Regions from separate parts of the Homo sapiens genome. Here region 2 is linked to region 1. Evidence: chromatin contacts called from ENCODE Hi-C or POLR2A ChIA-PET data. All regions are on one chromosome and are shown on one strand. The core of a region is the stretch at or near the end of the contact, and the rest is flanking DNA. Distances in the headings are between cores, read along the strand shown. Region 1 holds the start of CBLIF (cobalamin binding intrinsic factor). Region 2 has its middle 23 kb from the start of OOSP3.

Region 1 (6,891 bases), core at 1,981-4,480:
CCTCAATTCACCTGCCCAACAAACATCTGGTAAATATCTCCCATCCACAGGCACGTTCACATCCTTAGCTCCTCCTCCATGGGACGCTCTCCTTTGTCACTTCCCTGCCAGCTCCACCATTCAGTTCACGATGCCTCTGATGTTCCCAGCTCGGGGTAGTGGTGACCTACTCACCTACATTGAAGGGAGAGGAGTTGGCCAGCAGGGTCTTGGCAAAGCGGACGGCTATCGGCAAGGTCGCCTCAGAGTTCTTCTGGCACAGTGCCAAGATCGCTAGACTGGGCCCATAGAAGGCTGATGCTTCAGCGTTGGGGCCTCCGAAGGGGATAGAGAACCTTCATCAGACTCACAGTCACCACGATGAGGACATTTGCAAAGAAGGAAAAGCCAAGCCTTTGAAAAGGAAATTGCTAGAAAACCTGCCCCCAAAGAGAGACACAGCATAGGCAAAGAGCAACTTCAGTGTTTTTCAAAAGAATGTCATCAGGCATCTGCAAAGAATAAAAGGGATGACTCTGTGTCTTTAGACAGGTGATGGCTGGACAAGCTTGTGTCCTTGGGATCATGACCTTTTCTAGTTCATTTTGGATTGGAAATGAATCTTTCTGGTCTGGATTATCAGAAGGACCAGAGTGAAGGATACATTGTCTCTTCCCTAACTTGCCTTTCTCTCCACCCCCACCCTTTTCCTTTCTGGGTTTAAAATTCTTAGGTAAAACCATATGCCTGACTCTTTTCTCCCTTCCAGTCAGGTCTTACTGGAAGGTGCCCAGTTCTCCATTTGTCTTTGTAGAATGGATACTTTATCCCCAGGGTCTCGGCAGGAGGAGGTGAGGGCCATGATGGTGAGGCCGAGCTGCCCAATGGTTAGATCTGCAGAGAAGAGAACACAACGGTTAGACAGAGACATCCTCAGGGGACAGCTCTCCAGGAGCCAGTGATGAGTTCTCTGCTTTTTATCTAGAGCATTTTGACTTTTTAATAATATGAGCAGTTCTTTGATCTGTCTTTCCAAAGAAAAAAATATGGAAGAATACGTAAGGGAATATTTAATCTAGTGGCCTCTGTGTAACTTGATGACTCTAGTATTTGGTATTTGAGAATCCCTGGTATTTGATTAGAAAAGCAGCAAAATACTCATATAGATTTATATACAGAAATTTACAGTTGCAAAATAATTTAAACTTTATCTAACTTGAGCCTGCAGGCAGCTCCTGGGAGATAGGCAGAACAGAGATTTTATTATTATTATCATTGCTATTAGTAGTAGTAGGGTTATTGTTACTACAATCATCTGCAAGGTGAGGCTGAGCAGTATCCAGTGACTTGTCTCAGATCCCAGAGTTATGACGTGGCAGAGCCAGAACCAGAAGGCTGCTCTTTCGACGTCTAGTCCAGAGCTCTCCCTGCTTTACTGACCTCCTCCATGAATGCTCTGACTTCACACATGTTTCTTTCCAGGTACCTTCCAGGTATGTAAGGAAAGGTGTTTGGGTAGTTTATTTACAGTCAGAGGCAGCATTGGGGTGGGAAGGACGCTGAGTTGGAATCTGGAGGTGGTATGTGATGTGTGAGATTCAGGGAGAGTGCGAGCGGCTCAGATGTCTCACCGTTGTTGTCGCTGGACATGAGCTGGTAAGTCAGGAGCTTCTGGGCCTTCAAGTTGTAGGCTCCGGCCAGATTCATGGCAATCAGGATGCTGGGGTTTGGGTAGGCTGATGAAGTCACCGAGTTCTCCATGAGTACTTGTATTCCATTGACCAAGGGCTCCTGTGCTGAGGGAACGGCTGAGAAGAGGAAAGCCATTTACTCACCTTCTAACCCTCATTCCTTCTCAAAAACATTATCCCCGTGTCTTTGATGCTTTTTCTTTCTTTCTTTTTTTTTTGAGACAGTGTTACTCTTGTTGCCCAGGCTAGAGTGCAATGGCACGATCTCGGCTCACTGCAAACTCTGCCTCCCAGGTTCAAGTGATTCTCCTGCCTCAGCTTCCTGAGTAGCTGGGATTACAGGTGTGCACCACCACGCCAGGCTAATTTTTGTATTTTTAGTAGAGATGGGGTTTCACCATGTTGGCCAGGGTAGTCTCGAATTTCTGACCTCAGGTAATCCACCCTTCTTGGCCTCCCAAAGTGCTGGGATTACAGGCGTGAGCCACCTCGCCTGGCCATCTTTGATGCCTTTTAGGAGAACACTTGATTAGCATTAGTGTCCTAAGTCACTAAAGAGAAATGGAGAAAATGGTGAGATTTTACTTTTGAGGACAATTAGTTTCTACATCTTCTCAAATAATCCATATCCTTAAGAAAGTGATTTTTAAATTTAGTAACTTCAAGCAATATGGCTCATGACATTTCTCATAGTTTCTATCACTTTCCTGGAAATCACTGATTTCCTTGCATTCATTTTTTTCCTTACTCTTTCATGAAGAGTATTAAAGATTTGGGATATAATTTATCCTCAGTGAGTACCAAAATCTCTCACTAGTATGTAGTGGTGTCTGGTCACAATAGCCACTGAGTGTCTGTCTTTGTACCATCAACCATTATTCCTGCAGTAGTACTTCCATCTCTATTATTTTTATTTATTGATTTTTTGAGACAGGGTGCTGCTGTGTCATCTAGGCTGGAGTGCAGTGGTGTGATTATAGCTCACTGCAGCCTCGACCTCCTGGGCTCAAGCGATTCTCCTACCTCAGCTTTCTGAGTAGCTGGGACCACAGGTGCATGCCACTGCGCCCAGCTAATTTTTTATTTTTATTTATTTATTTTTTTTGTAGAGATGGAGTCTCACCATGTTGCCCAGGCTGGTCTTGAACTCTTGGGCTCAAGCAATCCTCCTGCTTCAGTCTCCCAAAGTGCTGGGATTACAGGTGTGAGCCACTGCACCTGGCCCCATCTCTCTTAATAAAAAACATATAGACTTGTCTCTCAAAGAACTTATGCTATTAAGTCAGGAAGGATGAACAGCACACAATCACACTCAGACTTACCCATTTTGGAATTCCTATAGTGATTGCTATTTTCAACCACTCAGTGTCAGAGGTCACAGCCCCTTCCCCAGGGCAACTGCTTCCCTGACCTCCTTGGAAAAACATCATACTCACAGCATGAACTCTGGGTCTGGGTACTAGTCCCAGCTGTAGCCCAGAGAAGGCTCAGGAGGTAGAGGGCAAACCAGGCCATCTCACTCTCTCGTCTATGTCTCTCATCCACAGGTACCGCGATTTGCAAGTGGAATATTTCTTTACCTTCTCTTATATGTGCTTCCCTTTGTTAAATAATCTGTCCCCAACCCAGCCTCTCCTAACTGCCCCTGTGCTGACCTCTCCTTTCCTGATACAAGTAAGTAAATTTTCATTTGCTTATCTAAGTTTACCGACTATAGACCCTCCAAGGTGTCTGAAGGTGACTTCTAGGTTGCACAGTCATATGAGAAACCTGGGGCTGGGTATGCAGTGAAGGCAATGTTGAGAAAATGTCCTTTACCAAAGGCCTGGGTCAGACATCAGGAAGTTTGGATAATGTGCTAGTATCAACAAGACCTCTTCTAGCCCTTATTGTATCCAATCAGTTACCAGGCTGCTTTTTAGTAACTACTTCACTGGGATTTAGGCCATTCATAGGCATCAGCTCATTTTATGATCCTAGACACCTGCTTTACAACATGTCCTTTTAGGCTCTCAGGCAGGGATCTGCCAGGTGACATCTGGCTTTGTGAAATTAATGATGTCTACCTGGACCTGGATTCTAGCCTAGACTCTTTGAAGTTGTTTGACTTTAGGCAAGAAATGGACCTCGGTTTCCCAGAAATGGTTTTGTTTGATTTCTCTTTCCTTATCTGGAGATAAAAGCCATCTCAAACACCCAAAGCTTTCAGATATTATCTTTTAAAGTAAGTAATTAGAAAATGTGAGATCCATTAAGAATACATATTTCAGATGTGTAGCTACATTATAATGCAAATTATACTTCTTTATAAGGGAGAACTGAAAATGGTATGTTGAAATTATAAAGAAAGGAGTTTTGTTTGTTTTTTTCCTGCATGTAAAGTAGCTCATTTTAAGGGGATATTCTCCAGTGGCGCCCATCTTAGCATAAAAGTCAAAGCCCTTTTCATGACCTATAAGACCTTAGAAGATCTGGCTCCTGGTTTCCTTTCTGACCTCAGCTCCAGGCGTTTTCCCCTTTGCTCACACCGCTCCCATCACACAGAACTTCTTGTGCCCCTTGAACACATCAGCTACCTTTGCACATGATGTCCCCCTCAGCCCAGGACCCTCTTCTTTTAAATAGCCTCATGGTGGCTTCCTCACATCCTTCATGTCTCTGCTCAGAGGTAAGCTTTTAGAGACGCCTTCCCAGGCCACCCTACATAAGATCCTACATCCTCACCTCCACTGACACCCCTCATGCCCCTCGCCTGCTATAACTCATTGCCCTCTGTCGCACTAAGTGTGTGGTTGTTTATCGTTTGTTTATCTCCCTACTAGAATGTCTGCTCCACGAGGGAGGGGCTTTGTCTCTTTGGCTCACTGCTCTATCCTTAGCCCTTACAACACTACCTAGCTCACAGTAGAAATAAAATACTTTTTGAATGAGTGAATTAATGAGCAAATGTAAGACATGGGTAATAAAGCATTTTTTCCCCCTTGGGAAACATGGGTGAGTTTTGTGAGATGAGAGCACAGGGTACATACTGGGGTGTGCTGGACAACTTCTAACATGGCCCTGTGTTTTCACCTCCCGGTATTCATGCCTTGTGTAGTCCTCTTCCCTAGAGTGTGGGCTGGCCTGGGGCCACATTCTATTATAATGAATATAATGCAGCAAAGGTGATGGGATGTGGTTGCAAAAGACCGATTTCCCTCTTGCTTGCCTTCTCTCTCTTGCCCTTCCTGCTCTCATGAAGGCAGCTGCTAAGTGTGAGCTGCCTTATGGAGAAGCCCACATATGGCCCCTGAGAGTAGCCTCCAGCCGATATTCAGGGAGAAAAGAACCCTTCCCCAGTGAGCTTTGAGATGAAGGCAGCCCCAGCTGACATCTTGATTGCAGCCCTGGGAGAGACCCTCCTAAGCCAGAGGACCCATGTAAACCCTCCCTGGACTCCTGACCCACAGAAACTGTGGGATAATAAATGTTGTCTTAGGCCCCTAAGTTTTAAAGTCACTTGTTATGCAGCAATATATATCCAATACATGGTACATGGTGGAAGATGAGGCTGGAAAGACAGTTGGCATCTACTTGGTGGACAGCCTTGCATGCTGTGTGAAGGAGTAGGAGGCAGAATAATGGCACTGCCCACACACCGCCAAATGCCCATGCCCTAATCCCTGGAACTTGTGAACATGTTACGTGGGTTATATGGCCAGGAAGAATTAAAGATGCACATGGAATTAAGGTGGCTAATGAGCTGACTTTAAGAGAGGAAGGTTAGCTTGGATCATCTGGGTGGGCTCAATGTCATCACAGAGGTCCTTGTTAGTGGCAGAGGAAGGCAAGAGCGTTAGAATCAGAAAAGCAAATGTGATGTTAGAGGCAGAAGTCAGAATGATGCAATTGCTGGCTTTGTAGGTGGACAGGGGCCATGAGCCATGCAACGTGGGCAGCCTCCAGAAGCTGGAAAAGGCAAGGAAATGGATTCTTCTTCACAAGCTCTGTTACTAGGGGAGCCCTACGGAAATAGCTGGGAGGGCTTCTTATTTTCTTAAACTGTTGTTTTCCCTTAGCCTTTTTTTTTTTTTTAAGATTGTCCCTGTTCCTTTTTTTTCTTTTTTTTTTAATTATACTTTAAGTTTTAGGGTACATGTGCACAATGTGCAGGTTAGTTACATGTGTATACATGTGCCATGCTGGCGTGCTGCACCCGTTAACTCATCATTTAGCATTAGGTATATCTCCTAATGCTATCCCTCCCCCATCCCCCCACCCCACAACAGTCCCCAGAGTGTGATGTTCCCCTTCCTGTGTCCATGTGTTCTCATTGTTCAATTCCCATCTATGAGTGAGAACATGCGGTGTTTGGTTTTTTGTCCTTGCAATAGTTTACTGAGAATGATGATTTCCAATTTCATCCATGTGCCTACAAAGGACATGAACTCATCATTTTTTATGGCTGCATAGTATTCCATGGTGTATATGTGCCACATTTTCTTAATCCAGTCTATCATTGTTGGACACTTGGGTTGGTTCCAAGTCTTTGCTATTGTGAATAGTGCCACAATAAACATATGTGTGCATGTGTCTTTATAGCAGCATGATTTATAGTCCTTTGGGTATATACCCAGTAATGGGATGTCCCCTTAGCCTTTTTATCTATAGATGCCACTGCTTAAAGAGCTCCAGATGGCCCAGGATGCTTCAGGAGCTTCATGATCCCTTGCCAAATACCAGAGGAAGATAAGACCTGCACCAGACCGGTGCAAACCAGAACCGGCAACCCCTAGTTACTTTTAGATCATTAACATATCATTATAATACTAGATTCCTCTCCCTTAAAAGAAAATCGCTGCCATTTTGTGTACATGCGAGGTATGAAGAAGTATGTCTGGGGACTGCGCCTGCGTGTTTGGAACTCCACCCTCGGCCTGCTTACATACCTCCCTGCCCCATGTCTAACTCTTGAAAATTTCCCTGCTTCCCATTGCTTAAGGAGAATGCGCCTTTAGAGCGAGAGCTCCCCTTCTCCATTCCCTGGCCAGTGAATACGACCCAATTGCTTTTGTCCAATTGCATGTTCCTTCTTTGTGACCCATACAAAGTAGGGAAAGAACTTGGTTTACTGCTGCCACCTCTAGAAGGAACACAGCTCCTTCGACACCTTGATTTTAGCCCAGTGAGACTCTGACTTCCAGAACTGTGAGATGATAAATTTGTCTTAAATAACAAAATT
Region 2 (6,891 bases), core at 1,923-4,422, 56 kb after region 1:
TGATCCGCTTTGGGAAAACAAGTGTTGGGGGGCCTCCGCGCCCCGCCGCCTGTCGCACCTTTGATGTCCCCAAGAGATATTTTTTCCTACTTCTCCCACTTCTATATCATCTCAGTGCTGTGGAATGGCTTCCTGCTTTGGTGCCTTACTCCATCTCTGTTCCTGGCAGCATCTTTTCCAAGCTGGCTTTATGGTTTGCTCAGAATTCTCAGGGCAGCACAGTTCCAGGGAGGGAAGCTGGCGCTGTCTGCGTTCTTAGTGCTGGTATTTCCGTGGCTGCGCAGCTTACGAAGAGTGCTTCTAAGTCAGTGTCTTCTCCAATGGCACGACTCACATCGTGCAATACTGTTTTGGACTTGCCTACTATGTCCTTGTCGGCCTATCTGTGCTGAGCCAAGTGCCAATGGATAGCAGGAATGCCTATGTAACAGGGAAAAAGCTACTGATGCAAGTGCGGTGGTTCCATATTCTCGGGATGATGATATTCATCTGGCCATCTGCCCATCAGTATAAGTGCCATGTCATTCTCGGCAATCTCAGGGTAAATAAAGCAGGAGTGGTCATTCACTGTAACCACAGAATCCCATTTGGAGACTGGTTTGAATGTTTTCTTCCCCTGACTACTTAGCAGATCTGATGATCTACATTTCCATGGCTGTCACCTTTGGGTTCCACAACTTGGTGAATAGTGGTGACATATGTCTTCTTCAATCCGGCCCTGCCTGCCTTTCTCAGCCACAAATTCTACAAAAGTAAATTTGTCTCCTACCCGAAGCATAGGAAAGCTTTCCTATCATTTTTGTTTTAAGTCAACCTCAGTCATGAAGAATGCAAACTAGGTGATGGTTTCCATGCCTAAGGACAGTGAAGTCTGGAGTCCAAAGTACAGTTTCTGCAGAACTGCTTGAAACTCTCTGTTCCATTTCTATGCCCCACAAGTTTTCACTGAATGAGCATGGCAGTGCCACTCAAGAAAATGAATCTCCAGTGTCTTCAAAGAAGAAATACTAATGGCAGATCTGCGATTTCTGTGTCCACTTTCTGAGATACTCTATAAAAACCAACCGGTAAAAAGTAGATGAGACTTCTCCAAGCTGCTTCACAAGCAAACTAACCAAAAATATATAAACAGTGTCACACATGCACACACACACACATACACAAAGGAAGAGATAAGTGCAAGGCTCTTGTATTGGTTCGAAACCCGAGAACGTGCCAACAAACACCACAAGGCGGTGTGGAGCAACAGGCTGTTTTAATGAGCACCTGGGTGCAGACGGGCTGAGGCGTAAAATGGTGTCAGCCCTAAGTGAAGACGGGGCAGGGGTTTTATAGTTTCCTATAAACAGGAAGTGTCCCAGTCTGACGTAACTGCTACGTGGTACCCGGATGGCCTCTCTCTCGATCTGCAGGGGGCACATGTCTTCTGGCCAGCTCACTTCCTGCTTCTTCTATCTTGCTGAGGCACAGTGCTGGTGCAAGTGGCCTTGCGCCTTGGGACTGGGCCTGAGGAGGGAGGAGTTACTCATCCCCCTAAGCTTTCAGGCCCTGGGGAGAATCTTTCAATAAAATCATCAATGGCTGTAACAGCCTGGTAGGAATGGACTATATAATAATACAGCAGGTGCTCAATAAATATTTGTTGCATTTCAGTAAAAGCAGAATAAACTTTGAAAATAATAAAAGGCTGAGTGCAGTGACTCACACCTGTAATCCCAGCATTTCGGGAGGCCGAGGTGGGCAGATCGCTGGGGCCCAGGAGTTGGAGACCAGCCTGGGCAAGATGGCGAAACCCTGTCTCCATCAAAAAATATAAAAATTTGCCAAGAGTGGTGGCAGGCACCTGTAGTCCCAGCTCCTTGCAGGTGGGCTGAGGTGGAAGGATCGCTTGAGCCTGGGAGGTTAAGCGTGCAGTGAGTCAAGATCACACCACTGCACTCCAGCCTGGGCAACAGGGCAAGACCCTGTCTCAAAATAATAATAATATATAGTTTTACACCAAAAGTTTCGGGGAAAAATGAGTTTGCTGGAGTTAATTTATACTTTCATGCATTACCACAAAGATCTCCAGTTACATAACTATCAATAGCCATTTCCACTCATCTCCCCCTCGAATCATAGCCTAATGGAACGTTTTGAAAGCTTCTTTATTTAATATTTCTTTTATGTCCTTTGAAGGGAGCACTTCAAAAGTGAAAGCATCAGAACATAAAATATATTTATGCATAGCAAGCCTTCTTGAATGGAAATGACACACTCTGGATTGAATAATACAGTAGCCTCATTCATATGTAGTTATTTAAATTGGATTAATGTCTGCCTGAGTTTATTTGAACTAACAGAATGTATCTGAAGATATTCAGGAATGAAGTTTATATTTAAAATAGCTTATGTTAAAGAAAATACCTGTGATTAATTCAGAGGGAAATAAATGCATGGTATAAAAGAAAACCCAAAACTTGAAAAATAATACTGTAGCCTGGGCAACACAGTAAAAACTGCACGTTTGTGCAGCATAACATCTTCCGGCTTATTGGCTGAGGTGTTAAGTTTATTCCTTTTATGCAGATGTCCTGTTACAGTCAGCCAAGCACTAAAGCTTTGCATTTATGTGTACTTTGCTATGGGGGAAAGAACCTTATGATTAATAAGACACATATCAAATGCGTAGTCAATCATCCCCGCCCCATCCCTGGAGCTGTAACCCAAAACTGTTAAACTAAAAATCTTTTTAATATCTTTAAATACATGCATGTCAAGAACATTCAAAAGTTCTTGCAGCAATTTTGATAGAACATTTTCTCTCCCAACAATTAACACCACTTAATTAAGATTAATCTGTGGCCCAGTCTATTTAAATAAATGCCATATTTATTTTACTTATTTAGAATTTGCCATTCTCAGAAAAAAAACTCTTTGTACATTGGAAATGAAAAGCATATTGCAGTTTGGTCTTAATTTCCACGTGAATGTCACGCTTAATTTTAAATAAATTTTTGGGGAAAAATGTATTTTATTTTTAGCATGCAATTTTATGCCCAGGTTAGACTAGGGATTTGGCTGATGTTCTGGAATCTCATTGTACTGTTAAGTAATGAGCATGCTCAATGACACACCCTGTCAGGGGTTGTGAGAAAGCTGCAGTGTTCAGTTTCCCACCCGTTTCCTTTTCCTGCTGTCTCTCTCTGACTCATTCCTGCTTCTTACTTTCCCTTTTCCTTCTTTGTCCAAACATTACATTTCTAGGCAAAGATAAAAGAGGAAATAGTGATGTCCTGAAAGGGATTCAGAACAAAGTAGCATGGCCTTTGGTGAAAGCTTCACCTATGGGAAATAATTGAGAATTGTGCTGTGCTTGCAATGTCAGAATCAGTACTGTTTTTTTTTTTTTTGTATTGGTGAAAATATTCCACGTACCTAAAGGGAGAGCATCAGGGAGTTTGCAAATTCTTCACAAGGATCCAGAAAAAGCTTAGAGGTGGAGAGTCATGATTTTCCTGTTGGCTTAGTTGAATAGCCGTAATCTTTCATTTTCTACTACCACTAAGTTAGGGGGAATGACATTGAACTACCTCATTAGCAGCCTTGCCTGGATTAACTACTGATTGAAAAAGTGTGCTGGAAATAGCCTTTGTTTTTGTTGAAGCTCATCCTACACACTAACATTTGCTTACAGTAAGCATGGATTATTTTGTCTCTGCCAAGCTGTGTTCTGTATTATATTTTTACTTCAATGTGTGGTTATTGCTAGAATTCCTACAAAAATGCCTTTGTAGATATTTTTGTACGTAGTTTAATAGATATTTGGTTTAAGGAGGCTGCAACATTTGCATAAAGTACCTGAAAACTCAAGAACCATTGATAAGTGAGATCTCTCAAAATGAGCTGATACATTAAAGAGGACCTTAAAACAGAAAAAAGTAAATATATATAAAAAAAGTTCTAAAGAGAGAAAAAAAGCACTTCCATTGATCCCCTGCCCCCCTGGATTAGTCCCATCCATGGGAAGTTATCTATATCTTATACATTTATGTACATATCTTCCATTTTTGAAAGATAGGTTTATAAAATAATAAAAATTTCAGAAATAAATAGCATGTAGATAGGTAACATAAAAAAAAGAAAAATGATGAAAACTGAGGTAGTTTGGAAAGCCTAAACCATTTTTTGAGGGTATAGTCCATATTTAGCCAAAGCACAAACGTACATCTTCTAATTTTCAAAAGAATGCAGAAGGTTAGTATAAAATTTCCTGCTTTTTAATGTTAGTTATAAAACATTTAAAAAGCAATAGTAATAGGAAAGAGTTACCAATATTTGATCTTTGATAATAGAATAAATGAAGCAAAATGACTGTCATATGGTAGCTGCTCAATACATGTTACTTCTCTTTTGCACACTAGTTCCAAAATACTTGCTGACTGCAGGACAGCTGTTTTAGTTGCTAAGCCCTGAACTTCCCTTCACACTCAGGCGGACTCTGGGAGTATTCGCTTTATTGTCTGCCTTGAAGTTTCCATTTCTCTAAGGAGCTCTGTGAGTCTATGATGGCCCTTCAGAGAACATGTAACACAAAACATCACATTCTTTGCCAACTATTCATGTTGTATCTTTCTACTTTTTGACCCTTTACTCTTTTAAGAAACTGGCCATGTGTAGAAGTGGAACATGCTTTGCTTGCTTTGCCCTACTATTGCCTGATATATTCATGTAAGTAGCTCCAGACACTCCAGCGAGTTTACCTATGGAACCTTCCAGGAGAAGACGCTCCCCCTGTGCCATTCTGGCTTGAAGCTTCCTCATATAAGGTGCTGCATCATTTGCAATGAGTAGGAAAACATGTAACAGGTCTCCAGAGTCATCTGATTTCAGTATCTAATCCCTCCAATCACTGGGTGACAGAGTTTAGTCACAGAAAGCCATCAGCTTATGATAGTTGAGGTAATTCAATGTCTGTCTTACATTTAAAAGAATGAGGCAAAATAATTTTTTTATAGTAATATACATATCTGGAACAGCCAAAGGGACTGGCTTTAAGTAAATTTAAAATAGTAAGAGAAATCAGTAAATTATCATTTTAAAAGTAATGACACTCAATAGAATTAATGTACTTAATATACATGCATATTAAACATAAAATATAGAAAATGCATGATATGTATGATATGTACTATATATAGAAAATACATACAATGATCACAAGCATAATAAGTACGTTTCATGTTTGTTATAGGTTACAAATATTGCAGAAATGAAATTTTGGTCACAGTGGCAAACAAACATACAACATTTAGAAAAGAAATATAAGACACATGTAGCACCTTTAAAGAGGAAGTCTTAAAAAATCTGGAATATGGGATGGCTGGGTCAAAGGGTATTTCTAGTTCACAATAGCAAATACTTGGAACCAACCCAAATGTCCATCAATGATAGACTAGATTAAGAAAATGTGGCACATATACACCATGGAATACTATGCAGCCATAAAAAATGATGAGTTCATGTCCTTTGTAGGGACATGTATGAAGCTGGAAACCATCATTCTCAGCAAACTATCGCAAGGACAAAAAACCAAACACCGTGTGTTCTCACTCATATGTGGGAATTGAACAATGAGAAGAACACTTGGACACAGGAAGGGGAACATCACACACCGGATCCTGTTTTGGGGGAGGGGGGAGGGGGGAGGGATAGCATTAGGAGATATACCTAATGTAAATGACGAGTTAATGGGTGCAGCACACCAACATGGCACATGTATACATATGTAACTAACCTGCACGTTGTGCACATGTACCCTGAAACTTAAAGTATAATAAAAAAAAAATATAAAAAAATCTGGAATATAACAAGATTGAATAAAGAGAGATAATACATTGCTACTGGATAGGAAATACCATATAAATACACCAAATTTTCTTTAATAAATCTAAAAATTTTATAGAATTCCAATAAAAATAACAATGGGAACTTTTGGAGGAAACTAATACAATGGTTGTAAAGTTGATTCAAAAGAATAAACATGGCAGAAGTTCCAATAAATTTTTTTAAAAAGAAGCGAGGCTTTTTTCTATATTAAAATATATTATAAAACTAGAGTGTTTACACACTTTAATAGTGATGCAAGAATAGATACTCAAAAGAGCAAAGAAACTTCAGGAACAGAACTAAATATGTAATGAAATACTATGTAATTATTGGCTAATTAGAATCAATGGATGAGCCAGGTGCAATGGACTTTGTTCTGTGGAAACAGTTATATAGATGTCCAACAAAATATATTTTAGGATATTAATGTATAATGAAAATTTGAAAATTGCTGAAATATTCACCAAGAGATCATGGGTTAGTCAAATATCTCTACCATATATTTTTATACGACTTTTAAAAAGTGGTGGATACTTAGCTACTGGTTCAGAGTGATGTCAACAAAGTAGTAATTGCAGATGGCAGAATAGTATGGCATCATGTTTTTATGAAGACAGCTATGTCTATAAAAGGCCATATATCAAGCTGATAATAGTGATTACCTCTGAGGGCAGGTGAGACTACAGAATTTCTTATTTATTTACTTTTATATATTTTTAATTTTGTTTTTCAAGAGACAGGGTCTCATTCTGTTGCCCAGGCTGGAGTACAGTGGGGCCATCATAGCTCACTGCAGCTTTGAACTTGTGGGCTCAAGTGATCCTCCCACCTCAGCTTCCCAAGTAGCTGAGACTACAGGTGTGTGCCACCTTACCTGGCTTATTTATTTATCCATAAGTTATTGGGGTACAGCGGGTATTAGTAGGGATTTGTGAAATTTTGGTGTACCCATCACCTGAGCAGTATGTACTGCACCATATTTGTAGTCTTTTATCCCTTGCCTCCCTCCCCACTCTTCGCCCC

Evidence for each region. Hi-C counts contacts between places; a loop is a spot of excess contacts on that map. ChIA-PET counts read pairs that join two places held with the same protein, here RNA polymerase II (POLR2A). Pooled maps may share reads with other maps.
Region 2: a map of Caco-2 shows a loop between it and region 1 (3-fold over the local background). The contact joins the enhancer-like site here to the promoter of CBLIF in region 1. A Hi-C loop is called at or near these places in 5 of 168 maps with a recorded cell type or tissue (Caco-2, HL-60/S4, OCI-LY7 and 2 more) and 6 of 50 pooled maps. POLR2A ChIA-PET finds 5 or more read pairs at or near these places in 3 of 52 experiments (K562, WTC11 and activated CD4-positive, alpha-beta memory T cell).

What each region holds. Positions count from the first base shown.
Region 1 is chr11:59,842,269-59,849,159 of GRCh38, forward strand. CBLIF (cobalamin binding intrinsic factor) reads right to left here and starts at 3,231. Exons shown (of 9, transcript NM_005142.3): 1 at 3,107-3,231; 2 at 1,611-1,787; 3 at 760-873; 4 at 175-315. The coding sequence starts at 3,185.
Region 2 is chr11:59,898,330-59,905,220 of GRCh38, forward strand. It overlaps the pseudogene SRD5A3P1. Among named protein-coding and RNA genes, the nearest start is that of OOSP3, 23 kb to the left of the region's middle. Within about 2 kb of position 3,173, at least 3 of the 41 ENCODE cell types and tissues checked have a DNase peak (open chromatin) inside an H3K27ac peak, as active enhancers do.